2 separate regions of the Homo sapiens genome follow, and region 1 is linked to region 2. Evidence: chromatin contacts called from ENCODE Hi-C or POLR2A ChIA-PET data. All regions are on one chromosome and are shown on one strand. Each heading gives the region's core, a stretch centred on a gene start or an enhancer-like site at or near the end of the contact. The rest is flanking DNA. Distances are from core to core; before and after follow the strand shown. Region 1 overlaps DBT (dihydrolipoamide branched chain transacylase E2). Region 2 has its middle 41 kb from the start of AGL.

The links. Hi-C counts contacts between places; a loop is a spot of excess contacts on that map. ChIA-PET counts read pairs that join two places held with the same protein, here RNA polymerase II (POLR2A). Pooled maps may share reads with other maps.
Region 1: a pooled map shows a loop between it and region 2 (2.6-fold over the local background). The contact joins two enhancer-like sites. A Hi-C loop is called at or near these places in 5 of 50 pooled maps. POLR2A ChIA-PET finds 5 or more read pairs at or near these places in 2 of 52 experiments (GM10248 and activated T-cell).

Annotation. Positions count from the first base shown.
Region 1 is chr1:100,183,559-100,190,371 of GRCh38, reverse strand. It overlaps DBT (dihydrolipoamide branched chain transacylase E2), which reads left to right. Exons shown (of 11, transcript NM_001918.5): 11 at 1-3,453. Among named protein-coding and RNA genes, the nearest start is that of LRRC39, 8.7 kb to the right of the region's middle. RefSeq lists an enhancer at 1,558-1,707. Within about 2 kb of position 1,516, at least 10 of the 41 ENCODE cell types and tissues checked have a DNase peak (open chromatin) inside an H3K27ac peak, as active enhancers do.
Region 2 is chr1:99,806,573-99,812,653 of GRCh38, reverse strand. No RefSeq gene overlaps it. Among named protein-coding and RNA genes, the nearest start is that of AGL, 41 kb to the left of the region's middle. RefSeq lists an enhancer at 2,880-3,380. Within about 2 kb of position 3,778, at least 4 of the 41 ENCODE cell types and tissues checked have a DNase peak (open chromatin) inside an H3K27ac peak, as active enhancers do.

The DNA of each region.
Region 1 (6,813 bases), core at 267-2,766, 380 kb before region 2:
GGTATATGGGTTGAAGTAATGTAGGCCATTTCCAGACATGGCCCATAACACTTCTCAAGAGATTCTTCATATTCTATCTCTTCCCCTCCAACATGCACCCTTCAAGGTTGAAGATGGCACCACACAAGATAGAAGGAGCCAGTGTTCCAAATGACTAGGCAGAGCAGAATGCTCCCCTCCCTACACCCTAGCACCAATTGGTTTGGATGTGATAGTTGAATAATACACTTTTATTGTTTTAAGACATTAATATTTTGAGATTAATCTGCAAGTCTAGTTAGTAAAACTCGAACTCTGAGCTGTCTAATGCAGTAGCCTCTAGCCACATGTAGCTATTTAAATTTAAATTTTAATTTTAATTAATCAAAATTCAACTCAGATATACTAGCCACATTTCAATTGCTCAGTAGCCACACTAATTAAATTTAAATTTAAATAGCTACATGTGGCTTATAGCACCATACCAGATAGCACAGATGTAGACTGTTTCCATCATCACAGAAAATTCTATTGGATAGTGCTGCCTTAACTAATAAGACACAAATGTTCTTATTTTTTAAATAGTCCCTAAAACAAACGAAAAACAAAGAACTCCCTTCTCTAATGGCAAATTTCAGTTTGCCTAAAAGAAGACTCAGAATGCTTTTCTTATATTGTTACCTCTGACTGCCACTAAATGAATAAATTTCCTGTCTTGCTCCTTCTGCCAAACTTCTTGAATGGGTGATCTTTAACTCCTTGCAATCCTGGCTTTTTTCCCCAGTGCTCACCTGTAATCAGTGTTGGCCACAACTCCCACCCAGATGTCTCCTAAATAGTTCTCTGAACCCACCTCTGTCCTGATCTACAGACATTCATTCCAATGCTTTAGCATTTCAAGGTCATCAAATGACTCAGTGACATCTCAGACAGTCAGACAGACCAGGTCAACTATGAACTATTTATGCCAAACCTTACATGGTTCATGTTATCCTTGCTATCCCATCAAAATAACCACAGGCTTTTTTTTTTTTTTTTTTTAATTTTTGAGATGGAGTCTCACTCTGTCACCCCGACTAGAGTGCAGTGGTGCGATCTCGGCTCTGCTCACTGCAACCTCCGTCTCCTGGGTTCAAACAGTGCTCATTCCTCAACTCCCAAGTAGCTGAGATTACAGGCATGCACCATCACGCCTGGCTAATTTTTCTATTTTTAGCAGAGATGGGGTTTCGCCATGTTGGCCAGGCTGGTCTCGAACTCCTGACCTCAAGTGATCTGCCCGCCTCCACCTCACAAAGCTTTGGGATTACAGGCATGAGCCACGGTGCCTGGCCTGCAGCCTCCTTTATTTTACAAAAGGCATTACCACTTAAACACTGAAGATAGCACGAATCTCTGATGTTTGCAAGTTCAGAATAAAATGGAAATGAAAATTCATTATGTGGCAGTCTCAGTACTGAGCACAAAGGCTTTTAACCACAAGCAAATTACTGTGCTAGCCAGACCGTGTGAGAGAACTCCAGGCCAGCTTGCTAAAACTGAGCAGGAGAATTTGGAGAGAGTCCAGAGGAGAGCCACAGAAACAACTGAAGCATGACAAGAATAATTGCAGTTCTGTTATAGAGAGGTCATCTATATCAGGCTTTTATGGAGTACCATGTGGAATGTTACCACGCAGAGCATGGGGAACAGCTGTTGTGACTCAACAAGAGACAGGACAGAAGAAATGAGAACAGGTGGAAGATCAATAATTTAGGTTTGATATGGGGAAAGATGGAACAGTCAAAGGGATTCACACTGATTTTTGGCTGAGCAGAAGGCAGAGTCTCCTCCAACGGGCAATGTAAGTGCCCCCACTCATCTACACCCCGAGAAGAGCCATCAAACTGTATTAAACTTGGAAAAAGCTATTTAACTTCAAGTGTGCTGCGAGAAAACTTCATAATAGTTCCTAAGATGTGCTAAAAAGTAAAGTCCAAAAAGATCATAAAGTCTGTAGAGAAGTTCTAAGAGTGCAGTCAGCTATAAAAACCTAGCAATTTAATTTCTTAGAAAAATGTAGCTGGAGTTCAAACTGTAGTAACAAAGGCAAGTAAATTAAGTTGTGGGCAGGTGTAATTAAGTTAATAGGAATGGCAGGGATGAATATAAATCAGAACAGGACTAACAGTTTGAAACATTAGATATTCAAATGCTCAGAGCTGATGAGCCGAGCCACTACGCTAACAACTCTGCAAACCAAAGGTTTCACAAATTGCACAAGAACCTGGCCTCGATCCCATTGTGTTGCTGGCATAAGATTAGAAGGGCCTGTTGGTTCAATTGTTGCTTTGGACAGAGGAGGACAAACTTGCCACAGTGAAGAAATCATTTTTAAAAACCACCACTGTCCTTTAGTGCACTAATTTCTCTAATAACTAGGTGTATATTAGAAATAATGATATATAAGTGCAGTATACTCCAGTTTCAACAGAATGGTGTCACTTCTGTAAAATGTTGATTTTCAGATTGTCATACTTTCTAAATACAAAAATTTGTCACAGCTTCCACATTTACAAGATATTAAACATTCCATAAAATATTTGTAGAAATATGAAAAACCAATTTTTGTAGTTGCCTTTTGAAATGTATACAAAATATCCCACATGGGCAACATGGTAAAACCTCGTCTCTACAAAAAAAAAAAAAAAAATACAAAAAGTTAGCCAGGCCTGGTGGTGCACGCCTGTGGTCCCAGCTACTCGGGAAGCTGAAGTGAGATCACCTGTGCCCAGGAGGTCGAAGCTGCAGTGAGCTGTGATTGCACCACTGCACTCCAGCCTGGGTGACAGAGTGAGACTTTGTCTCAAATAAACAAAAAGAGACATATACAAAATATATTAGAAAGTTGGGTTAATATCCTACAAACAAAGTATTACATAGTTTGCACAGGATTATGTGTGTAAAAAGTTTTAAATTCAGTATAGCTTTTATTTCTGCAGAACTAAAAGTAGTGCATAAAAATAAAAGTGGGATGAGCATATCTTTTTAATTTGCTATGCAGTAAAAAGTATCTCAGTCAACATATAGGAAACCAGTGCCATTTCTGTATCATTTGACACCGAAGGGGTATTGTTTTTTGTTTTGTTTTGTTTTTCTTTTGAAGAAAGACTTTTATGTCTTTTATTCTATTCTTCCGATTTGGGGTTTAAATTACCCCCAATAAGTTTGCAGAATATTCTGATTACTACTGCTTAGGTGATATATTTCATATGAGAACTATCTTTACACAATGGGAAAAAATATGGTAACCACTTCATTCATCAGAGAAGTTGTGTTTTGTTTACTTGTATTTTGTTTGCTAAATGAAATTGGTTATTTAGACTCATGGCATGCTTTTTCTCAAATGGAGATTTAAAAGTCATTTCCAATGTCCTTCTAACTTCTGGCCAATTCCCAGTAGGCTATAGAATAAACAGTTTTCATATAATAGTCTCTAGTGTCTCCACTGTTGATTGGTTTACAGAAACGACGGTGGTGGTGGTGTTGATGGTGGGGTGTGTGCGTGTGTGTGTGTGTGTGTGTGTGTGTGTGTGTATGAAAAATGACAACTGGCACAAAACAAACCTAAAAATCAGAAGTACATTTTAATTCCTAGTTAAAAACATTAACTTTTTATTCATAAAATACATATTTAATAATAGAAAAAAGAAAAGGGAATAATTAGCACTTAAAATGAACAATTTTTCTTAGCTATTTTAGTAACTTAAATATTTAAGGTATTAAAAGATTGAAACTGTGGGCCGGGGTCATGCCTGTAATCCCAGCACTTTGGGAGACTGAGGTGGGTGGATCACCCGAGGTCAGGAGTTTGAGACCAGCCTGGCCAACATAGTGAAACCCCATCTCTACTAAAAAATACAAAAATTAGCTGGGTGTGGTGGTGGGTGCCTGTAGTCCCAGCTACTTGGGAGGCTGAGGCAGGAGAATTGCTTGAACCTGGGAGGTGAAGGTTGCAGTGAGCCCAGATCACACCACTGCACTCCAGCCTGGGCAACAGAGCAAGACTCTGTCTCAAAAAAAAAGATTGAAACTGTGGGGAAATGTAGCAGAAGTCATATGAGACTGACTGGAATCAGAGTTTAAGGTCCAGGGGAAAGACATTTGGTGTCCACCAACATTCCCCACCTCTCCTTAGAAACAGTCTCTGTTTTGTGAGACCAAGTGGTTCAAGTTAGGATGTAGCCATAACTTTCTAATATAAATCTCAAAATATGGAGAAGAATGACCCATTAACATTTGGCAAGTGTACAGTCTGTTATTTAAGAGTTTTCCTTGCATAGACACACAGACACACACACATCCATCCACCCAACCTTACCTGGAAGATTTCCACATAAAGGAGTATCGGTGTTCACAACAGTGTAGTACTGGCATAAAGACAGACATAAAGACCAATGGAATAGAATAGAGGCCCAGAAATAAACCCTCACATATATGGTCAAATGTTTTTCTGACAAGGGTGCCAAGACAATTCACACTCTTGTGAAAGGGGAAAGAACAGTCTTTTCAGCAAGTGGTGCTGGGAACACTAGAATGAAGAATACAAAAGAATGAAGTTGGACCCTGCTATGGTCTGAATGTTGTGTCCCCCCCATTAATTCATACATTGAAACCTAATCCCCAAGGTGATGGTATTAAGAAGTGGGGCTTTTGGGAGATAATTAGATCATAAGGACATTGCCTTCATAAATGGGATTAGTGTCCTTATAAAAGAGGCCCTGAAGGAGCTTGTTTCACCTGTGAGGATACAGGGAGAAAGTACTACCTATGAGGAATACACCCTTGCCAAACACCAAATCTGCTGGTGCCTTGATCTTGGACTTCCCAGCCTCCAGAACTATGAGCAATAAATTCTGTCATTTAGAAATTGTCCAGTCTCGGCTGGGTGCAGTGGCTTATCCCTGTAATCCCAGCATTTTGGAGGCTGAGGCTGGTGGACTGCTTAAGCTCAGGAGTTTGAGACCAGCCTAGGCAACATAGTGAAACTCCAACTCTATCAAAAATAAAAAATAAAAAATTAGTTGGGCATGGTGGTGCATGCCTGTAGTCCCAGCTACTCAGGAGGCTGAGGTCAGAGGACCACTTGAGCCCAGGAGGTGGAGGTTGTGGTGCGTGATCACACCACTGCACTCCAGCCTGGTGACAGAGTGAGACTCTGTCTCAAAAAAAAAAAAAAAAAAAAAGGAATTACCCATTCTATCTCAGATGTAAGGATGGATCAACATACACAAATCTATAAATGTGATACACCACATTAACAGACTAAAAGACACAAATCATTTGATCATTTCAATAGATGTAAAAAAAAGCATTTGACACAATTCAGCATCCTTTCATTTAAAAAACTGAGCAAATTAGGTATAGAAGGAATGTACCTCAACACAAGAAAGACCAGATGTGACAAACCCACAGCCAACATTATACTCAATGGTGAAGAGTTGAAAGCTTTTTCTATAAGATCAGGAACAAGACAAGGATGCTGTATTAATCTGTTCTCTCACTGCTATAAAGATACTACCAAAAGAGGCTTAATTGACTCACAGTTCTGCATGACTGGAGAGGCCTCAGGAAACTTACAGCAGAAGACAAAGGGGAAGCAAAGCTTGTCTTACATGGCAGCAGGCAAGAGAGAGAGCAAGAAGGGGGAAGCACCAGACACTTATCAAACAACCAGATCTTGTGAGAACTCACTATCACGACAACAGCATGGGGGAAACCACCCCCATGATCCAATCACCTCCCTCCAAGTCCCTCCCTTGATATGTGGGGATTACAATTTGAATTACAATTTGATATGAGATTTGGGTGGGGACACAGCCAAACCATATCAGATGCCCACACCTGTCACTTCTACTCAATATAGTACTGTAAGTTTTAGCCAGAGCAATTAGGAAAGATAAAGAAATAAAAGGCATACAAATTGGAAAGGAAAATGTTAAATTGTCCCTGTTTACAGATTACATGATCTTATATATTAAAAAAAAAACTCTAATGACTCCACCAAAAAAAAAAAGTTAAGACTAATAAAGTCAGTAAAGTTGCAGGATATAAAATTAACATACAAAAATCATTGTGTTTCTATACACTAACAACAAACTATCCAAAAAGGAAATAAAAAATATTTTACAATAGCTAGAAAGAAAAAAAAATACTTAGAAATAAATTCAACTAGAGGTGAAAGATCTGTCCACTGCAAACTATAAAACATTGATGAAAAAAATTGAAGACATAAATAAATGAAAAGATATCCCATGTTCATAGATTGGAAGAATTAATATTGTTAAAGTGTCCATACTACCCAAAGTGATCTACAGATTCAATGAAATCTCTATCAAAATCCTAATGACTGTTTTCACAGAAATAGAATAAACAATCCTAAAGTTCCACAAAAGACTTCAAATAGCCAAAGCAATCTTGAGCAAAAAGAACAAAGCTGGGGTGTTGACACTACCTGACTTCAAAATATACCACACCGCTACAGTAATCAAACAGCATGATAAGGCTGGACACAGTGACCCACGCCTATAATCACAACACTTTGGGAGGCTGAGGCAGAAGGATTGCTTGAGCCCAGGAATTCAAGACCAGCCTGGGCAACACAGGCAGAACCTGTCTCTGCAAAAAATGTTTTAAATGCTGGGTATGGTGGCGTGTGCCTGTGGCCCCAGCTACTCAGGAGACTGAGGTGGGAGAATTGCTTGGGCCTGGGAGGTCGAGGCTGCAAAGAGTTCTGATTGTACCACTGCACTCTAGCCTGGGCAACACAGTGAGATCCTGCCTCAAAAAAGGCTG
Region 2 (6,081 bases), core at 2,529-5,028:
TCAGCCTCCCGAGTAGCTGGGACTACAGACGCCCGCCACCACGCCCGGCTAATTTTTTGTATTTTTAGTAGAGATGGGGTTTCACCATGTTAGCCAGGGTGGTCTCGATCTCCTGACCTCATGATCCGCCCACCTTGGCCTCCCAAAGTGCTGGAATTACAGGCGTGAGCCACCACGCCTGGCTGAGCATGAGATATTTGTATGTGTGCATAATATTAAAGAATCTGGGAGTACATTTATAATTGTGAGCTGTTTGTCAGTTGGGGACTGCCTATACTTTCGTACTTCTGCCATTTATCTTTACTGCTCTGTGTCCTCAAAAACATAACTCTTTTTTCTAGTCAGAACCATCTCCTCACAACTCCAGTACCTTCCAAGTTAATGTTTTTGCATGCTTTTGTCTAAAATAAACTACCTATCCCTTTGTCTATCCATTTGCGATGTCGAATTCAAGGCATACTTCCTTCATGAAGCCCTTATTAAATTCTCCATCTCATGCTATCCTTTCACTTCTATGTACTTTAACTTGTAGTGAATGCCACAAATTTCCAGCTTTGTTTTCTAATTGTTTCCTGCTATTCTTGGTCTCTGAACTTGACTGTAAGATCATCTAGCAGAAACCATTTTTTCTTTTGGTCATCCTCTCACTATGATGAGTGACAGGCTTGAAATAATTGTTCATTGTTATTATTCAATAGTTATTGCTCAATAGTTATTACTATTATCCACTCAGAGCCACAACAATTCTGAAGTAACTATGATGGCTGTGATTTTAATAGTTTTGTTTTTTAGCTACATAATCCAAAGGACATGGTGACTATCAATTGAAAGGCGAAAAATATCCTCTCCAATGACTATTTTTGATTTTGTTAAATAAGAAGTTATAGCTAAATATGAACCAGATGCATTTACTCAACATATTACAATTATTGTAGGAAAATATTCTGAGTTTGTCGTAGTCTGGAGATTTTCAATCCTAGTTGTATTGGTTATGTGCCTGGAAGAAACCTGAAGGTATTAGGAATGGTTCATCTAAGAGACAAACGTAGCAAGCTCAAGAGACTTCTCCTTGCTAACTCCAATCTAGCTAGTCACCAAGTTCTGCTGATTCTAGGTCTGAAATGATTCTCAACTCCCTGGGTATCTTAAGTTTGACTTGTCTGAAGCCACATCTTGATATGCTCCCTAACATGTTCCACTCCCTCCCCATCTCCCTTATCTCAGTCCATTTGGGCTGCTAGAACAAAATACCAAAAAGTGGGTGGCTTATAAAAAACAGAAATTCATTTCTCACAGTTCTGGAGGCTGGGAAGTCTAAGATCAAGGCCCCAGCAGATTCTGTATCTGATGAGGGCACATTTCCTGGTTCATAAATGGCACCTTCTTCCTGTGTCCTCACACAGTAGAAAGGGCAAGGCAGCCTGTTTTACAAGGACACTAATTCCATTTGGCAAGTGGCACAAATGGGATTAATCTCTTATCCTGAAGGACCTAATCACCCCCGAAAAGCCTCACCTAATACTATCACATTGGGAGTTGAATTAAGTTTCAATATGTGAATTGGCAGGTGGTGAGGGCACACAAATATTCAGACCATAGCAATTCTAAACCTTGAAGTAATTCTTGATTTTTCCATCTCCTATTTTCACATTCAATTCATCCAATTCTGTCAGTTCTTCCCACAAATGTATTGTAATTCAGACCTCTTCACTTGTTCAGTTCTCCAAGTAAGTATGAATCACAGATATCACATACATTTTATGTAAGACTTAGAGTATGTCAGGGGCACACTTGGTTCTCTTGCTGAGGCACACTCCTGCACCCATTTGCAGTGTTCTTCCTTTCTAATAAACTTTCCTTTTTCAAACCTAAAAAAAAAAAGAATATATGTTTTATTGTTACCTCTTAAAACCACGAATTGTGTTCAGAAAACTCCACTGGTTTTCATCACACCTGGAGTAAAATCCAGAGCCCTTGGTGTGGCTTGCAAGTCTCTACACAATCTGGTTCTACTTCTCCCTCTGACCTCATCACCCACCACTCTTTCCTTTTCTTTCTTTAAACTTTTATTTCTTATTTTTAAAATTTTCTCTGTGAGTCTAGCAAATGATCCCATTCTCACTGTACTCCAAGCAGGCTGGCCATGTTGCTATTCCTTGAATGTAACAAACATGCTCTTGCTGTTTTCTCATTCTGGAATAATCTTTTCCCCATATTTCTACATAGCTCACCTTTTCAATTGATTCAGATCTTTGCTCATATTAACTCCTCAGGTGATTACATATTATTGTGATTTGTATGGGTATATAGTTGGCAAAAGATAATGTTAAAAATTTACCAACGCTTGGGCAGAAATGGTGGCTCACACCTGTAATCCTAGCAGTTCGGGGAGCTGAGCTGGGCAGAATGCCTGAGCTCAGGAGTTGGAGACCAGCCTGGGCAACATGGTGGAACTTGGTCTCTACAAAAATACAAAAATTAGCTGGGCTTGGTGGCGCATGCCTGTAGTCCCAGCTACTTGGGGGACTGAGGTGGGAGGATTGCACCTGTGGTCCCAGCTACTTGTGGGGCTGAGGTGGGAGAATCACTTGAGCTTGGGAGATAGAGGCTACAGGGAGCTGTGTTTATGCCACTGCACTCCATCCTGTGTGACAGAGTGAGACCCTATCTCAGAAAAAAAAAAAAAAAAAAGAAAGAAAGAAATTTACCAACCCTCCAAGACTAGCCAACTATTGGACCATTGTCATTTATATAAAACAAACACAACCATTTTAGATTTGATGAGGCACTTTCAAACTCTTTGGCCCATCTATTAGCAAAAGGGAATGTTATATTACCTAGAAAAAGAACGTAGCTGGGCACAGAGGGTCGTGCCTGTAATCCCAGCACTTTGGGAGGTTGAGGTGGGAGGATAGCTTGAGTCCAGGAGTTTGAGACCAACCTGGGCAATATAGTGAGACCTTGTCTATGAAAAAAAGAAAACCTAAACATATAAGGAACTTTCACTTTTGTAACACCAAACTGCCTTTGTAGAATATCTCAGGATTAAACAAATTCGAACAGTGCCAGTTATTAACCCCTTTGGATATGGACTAATTAAGAAGATATGAGACAATCAGAAAAGGTCTTATTAAGATTTCTCGGTTTATACATAAACTCAGATAATAAAACCTCTCTCGTAATACAACTTTGGAGCACTCAATTCTGTTGAGTTATCTCCTCTTTTATTAATGCCAGATCTAGTCACTCTGACTGGGTAATGCTAACTATGGAATTCTGTACAGTGTACGTGTGAATATATGCACTGTATATATATGTGAGGCATGCCTATATGGTGTTAAGCCTTTATCCTTAATGTCTCTCATTTGTGGAAATAATATTCCTTCTTTTATTTGACACTTATTTTCCCCTGGGATTTCCCCAGTGGTATCAACTCTGAACTAGGCAGGCTTCACAGCAGACCAAGTATGACATTGTTTTAATTAACGCCACTCTGAAATATTTGGCTGTGAGTACTTGATAAGGGAAGGCTTCATAAGTATTTCAGGAGGTCTCATTCTCCCGCCTTAAGACCCTTACTACTCTTCTAGGAATTGGGGGAGGAATACAGTGAACTGTCTATGTCCTCACTCTTCAGTGGTAATACTTTATGGGTAGTGCTTCAGGGATGAGTGTGTGGAAAGATTCTAGTTACCTCCCCCTTTCCTTCCAGCAGTCAGACAGAAAGGAAAACGTGGGTGGCCATATAGGGAGATAAACTTGCTCTTCCATGCCCTCAGTTACACGTAACACTTAAAATTTCTTGGCATCTACTGCCACCGTGTGGTTATTTACATTTACTGACTTTAATGTGTTTCCCTTTTAAGGCTGGTCCGAAACAAAAATACAAGGAATTCTAGTTTGTTTTAGTATCCTTCAGCCTCAGATTGTTCCCAAGTCCCTCTAGGTTCTCTGTGCTCTTACACTGACGAGAAGATTCCACTACTAAATACTTTCTTCTTCTCTTATGTTACGCTCTACTAAAGCATGCTGCTGATACTCCAGTGACTTTCAGAGTTTTTGATGAACCAGTTTGAGGCAGAAAGATTCTAAAATGGGCTCCATATGTCCCTGTCCCTGATATTATGGCTTATGTAATCCCTTCACAGGAGTGTGGATGAGACCTGTGACTAGCTTTTAACCAACAGAATATGGCTGAGGTGATGGGATGTCACACTGCAATTACACTGGACAGTATTGTAACTTCTGTATTGCTAACAGACTCTCTTTTTTAGTTTTATTTTTTAATTTTTGTGGGTATAGTAGGTGTATATATTTATGGGGTACATGAGATGTTTTGATTACAGGCATGAAATGTGATATAACCACATCATGGAGAATAGGGTATCCATCCCCTCAAGCATTTATTCTTTGAGTAACAAACAATCCATTTACACTCTTTGAGTTATTTTAAGATGTGCAATTAAGTTATTATTAACTATAGTCACTCTGTTGTGCGATAGCACAACAGATAAATGATAAAATAGGTAAATGATAAAATAGGTCTTATTCATTCTTTCTATTTTCTTGTACCCATTAACCATTCCCACCTTCTCCCTGCCCCACACACTATCCTTCCCAACCTCTGGTAACTGTCCTTTTACTTTCTATGTCCATGAGTTCAACTGTTTTAATTTTTATATCACACAAATAAGTGAGAACATGCAGTGTTTGTCTTTGTGTGCCTGGCTTATTTCACTTAGTAAAATGATCTCCGGTTCCATCTGTGTTGTAGTAAGTGATGGGATCTTATTCTTTTTATGGCTGAATAGTATTCCATTGTGTATATGTATAACATATTCTTTATCCATTCATCTGTTGGTGGACACTTAGTTTGTCCAAATCTTAGCTATTGTAAACAGTGCTGCAGCAAACATAGGGGTGCAGATATCTCTTCAATATACTGACTTCATTTCTTTTGGGTATACCCAGCAATGGGATTGCTGGATCATATAGTAACTCAATTTTTAGTTTTTTGAGGAACCACCAAACTGTTCTCCATAGTGGTTGCGCTAATTTACATGCTAGCAGACTCTCTTGATCGCCTTCTGGGTTTGCATGCATGAAGCAAGCAGCCATGCTAGGGAGACTCAGTGAAAAGAAACTGAGGGTGGCTGCTGGCTGTCAGCTGCAAGAAATTGAGGCTCTCAGTCCAACAAAACACAGGGAATTGTAACAACCACATGAACTTGGAAGCAGATCATCCTCTTCGGTTGAGCTTTCAGATGAGATCACAGCCTTGGCCAACACCTTGATTGCAGCCTGATGAGAGACCTTGAAGGAGAGGACCCAGTTAAGCTATGCCCAGATTCTGTGAGCTTATACAGACAGTCCTTGACTTACTATGGTTCAACTTATGATTTTTGTGACTTCATGATGGGACAAAGGACGTTAAGTATTCAGGAGAAACTGTATTTTGAATTTTGATATTTTCACAGGCTAGTGATATACAGTACAATATTCTCTCTCCATGCTGGGCAGTGGCAGCAAGCCACAGCTCCCAGTCAGCCACACAATCAGAAGGGTAAACAACTGGGTACTCTACAGTGTACTGTGTTTCCAGATGATTTGGCCTGATAGTGGGCTAATGTAAGTGTTCCAAGCATGTTTAAGGTAGGCTAGGCTAAACTATGATGTTCGGTAAGTTAGATATATTTAATGCATTTTTGACTTACAATATTTTCAACTTATGGTGGGCTTATTGAGATGTAACCCCATTGTAAGTTGAGGAGCATCTGTAAATGTGAACTGTTTTCAGCCATTAAATGTGTGGTAATTTGTTACACAGCAATAATTAATACACAGTTCTTTGGTTTTACTTACATCATTCCCCTCTTCCTAGGACTGCAATATAAGTCCTTGGAGACTGTTTTTGGCAATAAATATAATTGTCAAACACCATTCTTTGTTCAGAATTGTCCCTTCTCTCCCACCAAGGCTCTGTTACTGAATCAGCTTGTGCCTGATTTCTTTAAAATAAGTTCTCTTTCAGGAGCTATCTCAACTCCTCATACAAAGAAAGTTTTGTGGGGCCTGCATATA